2 separate regions of the Homo sapiens genome follow, and region 1 is linked to region 2. Evidence: chromatin contacts called from ENCODE Hi-C data. All regions are on one chromosome and are shown on one strand. The core of a region is the stretch at or near the end of the contact, and the rest is flanking DNA. Distances in the headings are between cores, read along the strand shown. Region 1 holds the start of PLBD2 (phospholipase B domain containing 2). Region 2 holds the start of PWP1 (PWP1 homolog, endonuclein).

Region 1 (5,281 bases), core at 698-3,197, 5.7 Mb before region 2:
GGGCTGAGCCTGGAAGAACTTTCCATCCAGCACAATCAAGGAAGCCTTCTCTCCACTTCCATGTTTACCATAGTCAAGAGCAACACAGCCCAGGAGGGGCCTCCAGAGGCCAAAGCCCCCTCCCCATGCTGGGCCTCGCTCCTGCCCCTCCTCGCCTGAACAGTTCTGTCATGTCCTCTTGATTCTGCTATGCAGGGCCAAAAACATGAGTGAGTCAGCAAAGAACGGGTCACCAGATCCAAGAGTCCCGGCAGCCCCCGAGGCCAGCCACAAAGCTTCAGTTCCCTCCACAGATGCCAGCTCACTCTGTGGCCTCCTCTCTCTGGGAGCCTTCCCAGATTTACCCCAACCAGTGCCCCTGTGTCTGTGCAAATATCTCCCCCAAATCTCACGTCTACTTGATGTACCCCCCAAGTGCCACCAGAATGGGGGTGTCCTCGGCATCCTGTGTCTCCCTAACACCTGCAGAAGCCAATGGATGCCAGTAAAATGGATAGGGGCTAAAGTGGGAGGAGGCCCTTTCTGCTGCAGGGGGCAGTGTGGTCTGAGCACAGACCACATCCTGGGCACATCCTAGTGCTAGGGTTCCCTAGCATCATCTGGACACTAGGATATGACGGATGCACCCCGGGTTCCCTAGGATCCCCCAGCACAGCCTGATCCAGCGTCTGGGCCCTGCTGACAAGGCTTTGAAGCTGATCCTTCCCACTCCCACTGACTCTGATTTCTCTTCTATCGCTGTCTGTGTTTCCCACTGAGTAGAGACAGCTGCTCAGCTGTGTCCCTAAGGCCAACCATCAGGGTAATGAATAAATGAATGGGCACAAGCCCTTGTACAGAACTTGCAGCACATGACCACCCAACTAGAGCACATCCTCAAAATCTGGGCCACAGATGGGGAAACGGGAGCCCAGACAGGCGGAGGAGTTAGGTGAGACTCACACATCAGAATGACAGCCTGGGTTCCAGCAATAAAGATGGTGAGCATGGCTGCCAAACACGGCATCCAGCCAAGGACTTCCCCTTGGACCAGGACACAGAAGACAAGGGAGGAGCAGAGCCCTAGCAGGATACTAAATGGGTCTATGTGACTTTAGGGACCCTCTGCTTTTGGACTAGCCTGGAACCCAGGTTCAGTCCTGCTGACCTGGCACTGGAAGGGAGGCAGGGTGCTGGCACCCACGAGCAAGCCACAGCCAAGCAGGTAAGAATTAGTCTCCTGCTGAGTTCTCATCACCCCTCAGGCCTGGGGACAGGGGGCTGGCCTCCATGGGGTGAGGAGGCAAAGTCTAGGGAAGGGAGCAGGTCCCCGTGAGGATAGAATTTACCCACCAGCCATGGACCTGATCCAGATGCAGGCACTGCGGCCTCGGTGGTAGGGAACTGGCTTCTTGGGGACAGAAGTACTGTCACCACTGGCTGAAGGCAAGGGACTGGCCCCATGAGGTGAGGGATGCCGCAGTAGCCAGCTCCCAAACAGGGTACTTGGCCCGCAGGGCGGTGCTGCAGCCTCGGGAGTAGCTGACCCCCAGAGAAACGGGCGTTCCCACCCGGCAAGAGGCCGGTCCCGGGAACAGGCGAGGTCCGGCGCCCACGCATCCCCCTCCCCCGATGGCCCCGCGTGGGGATAAGCCAACCCTTACCCAGTCTCGCGGATGGCGTTGGTGAGGTTGGCCCAGGCCACGGCGTCAGGGTGGCGTCCGTCCACCATAAGCAGCTGGCCCGCCGAGACGTCCAGGAGCACCGAGCGGCTGCGGGAGGCTGGAGGGACCTGCCCATCGCGCGCCCAGCGGCCCCCCGGCGCTGGGATCGCCCCCGCCAGGCCGCTCAGGAACGGCCCGACCAGCAGGGCCAGCACCAGGGCCAGCGCCAGCGCCCGCGTCAGCGCCCGGGCCAGGTGGCTGCCGGGGTAGCAGTACATCTGGCCCACCATGACCGCACAATGCTGCGCCCCGCAGCCCGGGTCACGTGACTGCGCTCTGCCATGGGCGGGGCCGAGGGCGGGCGGGGCCGGGCTTGGGCTGAGCCTTTCCGGGATGGGAGGGGCTGGCGCGAGGGGAGGCCTACGGGGCGGGACCCACCTTAAAGAGCCCGGCCGCCCCTTCCACCTACGCAAACCCGGTTTAGCACACTTCCCCAAGTTTTTTTTTTTTTTTTTTTTTGAGACAAGACAAAACCTCCATATGTCGCCCAGACTGGAGTGCAGTGACGCGATCTCGGCTCATTGCCACCTCCGCCTCCCGGGTTCAAGCGATTCTCCTGCCTCATCCTCCTGAGTAGGTGGGATTACAGGCGCGCACCACCACGCCCAGCTGATTTATGTAATTTCAGTACAGACGGGGTTTCGCCATGTTGGCCAGGCTGGTCTTGAACTCCTGACCTCAGGTGATCCGCCTGCCTCAGCCTCCCAAAGTGCTGGGATTACAGGGGTGAGCCACCGCGCCCGGCCAGATTTATTTAATGGTATTTGCCATTTATTTAATACAGTTATCTAATGCAGTCTTTATTCCAACTTTTCCCATTGTCCCTCAAATACCCTTTTTACATGTGTGTGGGAAAAAGCTGTCTAACTACTACTCAAAACCTAGATGCCGTCGGGCGCGGTGGCTCACGCCTGTAATCCCAACACTCCAGGAGGCCAGGGCGGGCGAGTTCAGGAGTTCAAGACCAGCCTGGGCAACATGGTGAAACCCCCGTCTCTACTAAAAATACAAAAAAGTAGCCGGACGCAGTGAGGCGCGCCTATAGTCCCAGCTACTCGGGAGACTGAGGTAGGAAAATCACCTGAGCCCGGAAGGTCGAGGCTGCAGAGAGTCGAGATTGCACCACTGCACTCCAGCCTGAGCAACCAGAATGAGACCTTGTCTCAAAAGAAAAAAAAAAAAAAAAAAACCTAGATGCAATAAAAGATTAATGCATTTGACTGTATAAATTTTTTAACTTTTTCATGTCAAAAAACTCAATAAGCAAAGTCAAAAGACATCTGACAGACCAGGAGAAACTATTTGCAACATATATCATATATATACATTACATATATATATGTATATATATCTCAACATATATCATATAATATATCAGGAACTCTTAAAATTTGAGAGGGAAGGCCAGGTGAGTGGTTCATGCCTGTAATCACAGCACTTTGGGTGGCCAAGGTGGGAGGAATGCTTGAGCCCAGGAGTTTGAGACCAGCCTAGGAAACCTGGCAAGACTCTGTCTCTATAAAATATAAAAATTAGCTGAGCTTGGTGGTGCACACCTGTAGTCCTGTTGTGGGAAACTGAGGAACGGAGAGACCAATATGAGAGAACAGGAGGATGTTTATTTCAACGTACGCACTGGCTCAGTGGATTCACATCCAAAAAGCTGAGCCTAGAACAAAGATATTGTGGGGTTTTTATAAGCAAGCTTAGAAAGGTAAAACAAAAGTAGTTAATCATATAGTGCATAACTTGTGGCCTTGCATAGCTGGTGGCCTTGTAGCTGCATCAAAAGTAAAACAAGAACTGGCTAAATAGAGAGGTTTGTAAAACATAGTCATGCTTAAGAGACCAAGGAAAGGAATAGCAATAAAATAATTTGTCTTTCTCTCTTTTTTTTCCTTCAACCTTGCTCTGGAGGCGGGCGGTGGGGTGGAGGGCGGGGTCTGGAGCCCAGTCCTCTGGCCTTGGCTTTTCGGACAGCGTTATCTTATAACTGTCCTTGAAGTGAGCTGCTAAGCAGAGGAAAACTTGTTCTTCTTCTTTTTTAACCCTTGCCTTGCCACATTCTGGGCCTTAGCTCTTACTTCTCTTGGAGTGAATATATGTAGTACTTATTATTATTATTATTTTAATTTCTGCCTCAGTCCCAGCTACTGGGAGGCCGAGGGGGGAGGATTGCTTGAGCCTAGGAAGTCGAGGCTACAGTGAGTTGCACTACAGCCTGGGCAACAGAGCAAGAAGTTGTCAAAAAGGAAAGAGAGAGAGAGAGAGAGAAAGAGAGAGAAAAGGAAGGAAGGAAGGGAGGGAGGGAGGGAAAGGGAAGGAAGGGAAGGAAGAAAGGAAGGAAGGAAGGAAGGAAGGAAGGAAGGAAGGAAGAAAGAAAGAAAGAAAGAAAGAAAGAAAGAAAGAAAGAAAGAAAGAAAAGGTTTGAGAAGGAAAATGTGAAAACCAGACAGAAAACATGGGCAAAAAGCATCAGCAAATAATTCATGAACAAAGATGTAGAAGTGACCATTATATTTATGAAAAATGCTTGCTTCATTCACTATAGGAGAAATGCAAATTAAAGCTACACTGAAAATAAACATTCAGAGAAATATATGGTGAGAGAGCGTATACCCTGAATGGTACATTCAGGGTAACATGAAGCGATGCTCCTAAGTGCCCAACCTCAATCTTCGGGTGAAAACAAACTCTATACTTAACCATTCAAAAAAGAAGAGGCCAGGTGCAGTGGCTCATGTCTGTAATCCCAGCACTTTGGGAAGCCGAGGCAGGCAGATCACGTGAGGTCAGGGGTTCAAGACCAGCCTGACCAACATTGTGAAACCCCATCTCTACTAAAAATACAAAATAATTAGCCGGGTGGTGGCATGTGCCTGTGGTCCCAGCTGCTGGGGAGGCTGAGGCAGGAAATTCGCTTGAACCTGGGAGGTGGAGGTTGCAGTGAACCGAGATCATGCCACTGCATTCCAGCCTGGGCGACAGAGTGAGACTCTGTCCAGAAGAAGGAGAAGGAGAAGAAGTAAGAAATATACAGTGAAAATAGAGTGCATGTAAAGACTGCTGAAATAAGGTCTGTAATTTAGTTTTTTGATTTTTGTTTTCTTGGGTTTGAGACAGGGTCTCACTTTGTCGTCCAGGCTGGGATGCAGTGGTGCAATCATAGCTCACTGTAGCCTCAATCTTTCAGGCTCAAGTGATTCTCTCACCTAAGTCTCCTAGGTAGCTGGGCTACAGGCATGCACCACCACACCTGGTTAATTTTTTTGAGTTTTTGAAGAGATGGAGTCTTACTTTGTTGCTTGACTGGTCTCAAACTCCTGGGCTCAAGCGATCCTCCCACCATGGCCTCCCAAAGTGCTGGGATTTGTAATTTAAAGTACCATATCAGGCCGGGTTCGGGGGCTCATGCCTGTAATCCCTGCACTTTGGGAGGCCATGGTGGGAGGATCGCTTGAGCTCAGGAGTTCAAGAGCAGCCTGAGCAAGATGGTGAAACCCCATCTCTACTAAAAATCCAAAAAAAATTTATCTGGGCATGGTGGCACACGCCTGTAATCTCAGCTACTCGGGAGG
Region 2 (5,401 bases), core at 1-2,500:
ATACTATATGTGCACATGTCGACTCCATAAAGGCAGGGTCTTTTTCTATTTTTTTTTTTTTTTTTTTTTTTTTTTTTTTGAGACGGAGTCTCACTCTGTTGCCCGCCCAGGCTGGAGTGCAGCTGTGCGATCTCGGCTCACTGCAAGCTCCGCCTCCCGGGTTCACGCCATTCTCCTGCCTCAGCCTCCCGAGTAGCTGGGACTACAGGCATCCACCACCACACCCGGCTAATTTTTTGTATTTTTAGTAGAGACGGGGTTTCACCGTGTTAGCCAGGATGCTCTCGATCTCCTGACCTCGTGATCCGCCCGCCTTGGCCTCCCAAAGTGCTGGGATTACAGGCGTGAGCCACCGCGCCCGGCGGGACTTTTTCTATTTTGTTCATGCCTATCCCAGGACCCTGAACAATGCCTGGCCTACAGAAAGCACTTAGTATCCAATGAGGAAATTACTTAAGTAATCGTCACCTCTGCTACAGTCTCAGTCTCCAACTCTTGTAGGTTTTTCATGTGTTAGACATTTACCTCTCATCCTCCCTGCTACCATCAACATCTCACTTGGATTACTGCAAGAAATTCCCTATTCATCTCCCAGCCTCACGACATCTTAGCCTCCACACCAGTTTTTCTACACCACATTCATCCTCACTCCTTCAGACACGGAGCACAAGAGTGGAAAGTGGAGTTTTCATGCTCTCTTCCCAGTTATGCTTGAAAATGCACTTGGGTGCTAGTGAAGCTAGTGGTGTTGTCAAAAAGCCTTTTGGGGTATTACCCACCAAAAACAGCAGCCCACCCCTTTCCGGCCCGCTAAGTCCATGTGCGTGCGAATTTGGGAGTGGGGTTGGGCTTGAGGGTGGGAACAGTGAGAAGGCGCGGCCCTTGACTCTCCAGGCTCAGGCGAACCAGACCTTCTGAACTGCAGCTCTAGTCGCGACAATCCGGGCAAAGCCGCCCTCACCCCAGCCAGTCGCACCAGCCAACGCCCCGAGTTCCGGGTCCACGTTCCCCCAGCTGGGCGGACCCCCAGTGCCGTAAAGACGCTGCTCCCCTTGTCTCCCAGCGACCAGGCCTCACCTTGTCTGGTGTCTCTTTGGCCACGCCGCAGCGGACCCAGGCCACGCACGTCACCTGGCGGCTGCGGTTCATGGTCCTCAAGTCAAGGGCGTGTCACGCTAGAAACCAGGCTGCATAGGGAGGGACCACGACCGCACTGCTGCCACACGCTCAGGGATCTGCACAGGGCCGCTGCCAGGGCAGAGCGCATGCGCAGGCTCCTGTTTGGGCAGCGTCGGCGCTCATTTCAGACGTCATTCTGAGGCGCCGAATGAGAAATAGGAGGGGACAAAATGGAAGCGGAAGCAGCCGGGCGAGGAATCCACGTGGGCTGGTCTGGGCTGTGTGAAGTATAGAGAAAAGGCTTTTCAGGACTGCATGTGACGATGCCTGCGGGCTTTGTAAAGGCCAAGAAAATATTTGGGACTGTAGGGGTCAGTCAGAAGCAAAGTTTCACCAATCTTTATTTTGCTTGCAGTTCCGTAGACTTCAAGCTGACAAATGGCAGAGGTTTGTGGTTTGCGTTTTTTAAAAAGCTTTCTCCAAAATGAATTTGTCGTTTCACGGAGATCCCACCATTACATCTCATTACATCCCTAAATGTTACTTTCTCACCTTAAAACATTTAGCACCAAAAAAAAAAGTGAGAAAAAAACATTTAGCACCAATTATATACTAACTATGCAGTAGTGATTTAGTCTTGGCAAACACAAAGGGCTTACTTATGTTGAAGGCGCTGTTTTGAGTGCCGTATCACGTGATTACTTACCCCTTTGTGGGAGGTCTTATTTCCGTTTTACACCTGGGAAAACAGCGATCCTTCCAAAGGTCACACTGCTAGTAAGCGGTGCAGCTGGGATATGAACCCGGGCAGTGTGACTCCCTTGTATCTATGTCATGCTTCTCAGCTAAGATCAGTCATCTGTTAGAACTCGTGAGTGGCTGGACGTTTGTAGAATGGAAAATCTCAAACTAGCATCCCAGAAAAATCTGGGTTTTGATCTCTTGGCTGTGTGGCCCTGTCCTGGTCATTTACCCTCAATGCATCTACCTCTGAGAGAGGCAAGCAAAAGAAACAGGAAGGTGGCTGCTATGGGGAAACAGTGGCAAGGATAAACTGGCAGTACACATGGTCTTTCCCAGTGGCATTGTCAAACGGGGGGTGTCCACCTGTGGGCTCTATTCGGGGACCTTTTTGCAACACATTTATCTTTCTATACAGTATTTTACTTGGTTCTCACAACACTTTGTTTTAAAGATGAAGCTAGAGTCCCCAGTAGTCAAATACTTTCCTACTCAGATCACACACAGAGGAGCTGATACAACTATGAGTTCTGTCACCAACTCTACTCAGCCTAATGCGCTTGGCAATCTCCCTGCCTGAGGAGAGATCCTCCCAGAAGTAAATTGCTCATTGTTTGTGTAGGCAGATTATTTGTCCATTAAGACTTCTCCCCCTGCTCTGTTTCTGTAAGATGATTCTTCTGTGGTTTCTTTGCTTTTAACCCATTTTAGAAAGACCATATGGCAGATAATATTTTTCAAGGATGGCTGCAACAATAGAGTCCTTCACACATGTTTGTCTGCAACGTGATCTTGATATTCCTCCATCAAAGCACCCCCCCCCGCCCCCACCAACTTGAATCTGGGTAGTTGTAGGTCTGCTTTGGCCAATAAAGTATGACAGAAATGATGTTTCCAAGGTTAAGTCATAAATAGGATGCAGGTTTTGCTTCCCCACCACCACACCCACTTCTCCACTTCCACACCCCCCACCCACTCCCCCACTGCCCACCAGTAGAACACTAATGTTTGGAGCCCTGAGCCACCATATAAAGTTTGGCTACTGTGGTAGTCTGTTCTCACACTGCTAATAAAGACATACCCAAGACATGATAATTTATAAAGAAAAAGAGGTTTAATGGACTCACAGTTTCAGTTGGCTGGGGAAGCCTCACAATCACTGCAGAAGGCAAAAGAGAAGAAAGGCATGTCTTACATGGCAGCAGGCAAGAAGAGAGCATGTGCAGGGGAACTCCCCTTTATAAAACTATCAGATCTCAGCTGGGTGCAGTGGCTCATGCCTGTAATCCCAGCACTTTGGGAGGCCGAGGCAGTTGGATTACAAGGTCAGGAGTTCTAGACAAGCCTGGCCAACGTAGTGAAACCCCGTCTCTACTAAAAATATAAAACTTAGCCGGGCATGGTGGTGCATACCTGTAGTCTCAGCTACTTGGGAGGCTGAGGCAGGAGAATCACCTGAACCCAGGAGGCGGAGGTTGCAGTAAGCCGAAATCGCACTGCTGCACTCCAGCCCGGGCAACAGATCAAGACTCTGTCTCAAAAAATAAAAATAAATAAAAATAAATTAATTAATTAATAAAACCATCAGATCTCATGAGACTTATTATCATGAGAAAAGCACAGGAAAACGCCGCCCGTATGATTCAATTACCTCTCACTGGGTCCCTCCTATAACACATGGGGATTATGACAATTCAAGGTGAGATTTGGGTAAGGACACAGATCCCAAACCATATCAGCTACCCTGAGTCCACTATGCTGTTAGGAAACCAAACCACATGGAGAGACCACATGTGGTACTCCAGTAGACAGTTGTAGTTTTTGAGTTAACCCAGACCTGTAAATGAAAGTGCCTTTAGGTGAATCCAGCTCCCAGACATTGATTCACTCCCAGCGTTTGAGCTTGCTCAGCTGAGACCCAGCCATCATGGAACAGAGACAAGACATCCCCACTGTGCCCTGCCCAAATTTCTGACCCCCAGAATTTGTGAGCTTAGTAAAAGATTGTTTCTAACCACTAACTTTAAAAGAAAAAATCCTTCCATAATTTTTATTATAGTAAAATATACATAACACAAAATTTGCCATTTTTAAAAAGAGACAGATTTAGGGTGGGCTCCGTGGCTCGGCCTAAATCCACTTTGCCCTCCTTTGAGAGGCCAGCACTTTGGGAGGCCAAGGCAGGAGGATCACTTGAGCCCAGGAGTTTGAGGCCGACCTGGAAAACAGCAAAATCTTGTCTCTACAAATAAAAAAATTAGCTGGGCATGGTGGTATGCACCTGTGGTCCCAGTGATGGCAGCAGCTGCTGCCATCATGCCAGCTACAGCAAGGAGGCACAGCTGGGGCTGCATGCTCCATGGAGCCAGTGGGAGCCCTGCCCCTTCTGAGTTGGGGCAGGAGCTCCCGGGGTACTGCTGCAGTCACCCAAACTGCAGCTGCAGACCCAGGCCTCCTGCTTTACAGAGCAGGCAGCAGCCACCCAAACTGCAGCTGTGGATCTGGGGCTCCCTGTGCTCTTGGTGGGAGTGGCGGGAGCAGGCAGGATCTGCCCTCCCAGGTGCAGCTGCAGCCGCCCGACCAGTGGCTGCAGACCTGGGCCTCCTGCTCCGCAGAGCAGGCAGGAGCTGGGGACAAGTGGGATCCCTGCCCCTCCCAAGTTGGCGGGGTGGGAACTCCCAGGGTGCAGCTGTGGCTGCCCTCTCAGGTGCAGGACTGGGCCATCTATATAGCCTGTGCCCTCAGGGGCCCGGGAAGGGCCCCCACAACTCTGTCACTCAGGGCTGTCTGCTTCTGCTGCCTGACTTCTCTCCTCTCTTGGAACCTGCTCAGATCTTGGAGCGGGCTTGGGGATGAGCGCCAGGGCCATGAATGGCATCAGGAGGCAAATAGATTCCTGGGCTGCGGTTCCCCAGTAAGGCCTGACCTTCAGACCAGGGAGGGCCTGAAAGCTGGGGGCCAGCTCCCAGTTCCGAGGTTGGGAGTAGGGACTCGTGGTACCTCTTCTGGGCTGCCAATGGCCACCCATGGACCAATCGGCATGTACTTCCTCCCCTCTGAGGTCCATAAAAGCCCGGTCTCAGCCAGAGCACGAGAGAGGATGGCCAGAGCAGGGCAGAGGACGCAGAGGATGTTGAGACTATGGGAGGATCAGCTGCAGAGAGCAGCTCTCCTCTGCTGATAGCTGGAGATGATACTACGACTTGCCAGCAGAGAGGAGCCACCCTCTCTAGGGCCTCCTGTCTGCTGACAGCTGAACACTCGATTGGCCGACCTACCTACAGAGAGGAGCTACCCACTGTGGGTCTTCTCTGAGCTGTTCTAACACTTAATAAAGTTTATCTTCAGCTTGTTCACCCTTCACTTGTCTGTGTTCCCCATTCGTCCTGGACTCAGGACAAGAACTCGGGCAAAGGTGCCACCTGCCACAGAGGTTTCTGGCCAGAAAATCGACACCTCAAAGATCCCATAACACCAGCTACTTGGGAGGCTGAGGTGGGAGGATTGTTTGAGACCAGGAGGTTGAGGCTGCAGTAAGCCA

Evidence for each region. A loop is a pair of places that touch in the nucleus more often than their neighbours do. Pooled maps may share reads with other maps.
Region 1: a pooled map shows a loop between it and region 2 (17-fold over the local background). The contact joins the promoter of PLBD2 here to the promoter of PWP1 in region 2. A Hi-C loop is called at or near these places in 2 of 50 pooled maps.

The regions. Positions count from the first base shown.
Region 1 is chr12:113,355,253-113,360,533 of GRCh38, reverse strand. It overlaps PLBD2 (phospholipase B domain containing 2), which reads right to left and starts at 1,947. Exons shown (of 12, transcript NM_173542.4): 1 at 1,644-1,947. The coding sequence starts at 1,933. LOC105369989 (a long non-coding RNA gene) reads left to right here and starts at 1,024. Exons shown (of 3, transcript XR_945346.3): 1 at 1,024-1,204. RefSeq lists an enhancer at 689-1,188 and silencers at 1,524-1,583, 1,634-2,133.
Region 2 is chr12:107,681,648-107,687,048 of GRCh38, reverse strand. PWP1 (PWP1 homolog, endonuclein) reads right to left here and starts at 1,250. Exons shown (of 15, transcript NM_007062.3): 1 at 1,078-1,250. The coding sequence starts at 1,149. RefSeq lists enhancers at 912-961, 1,182-1,441 and a silencer at 3,871-4,128.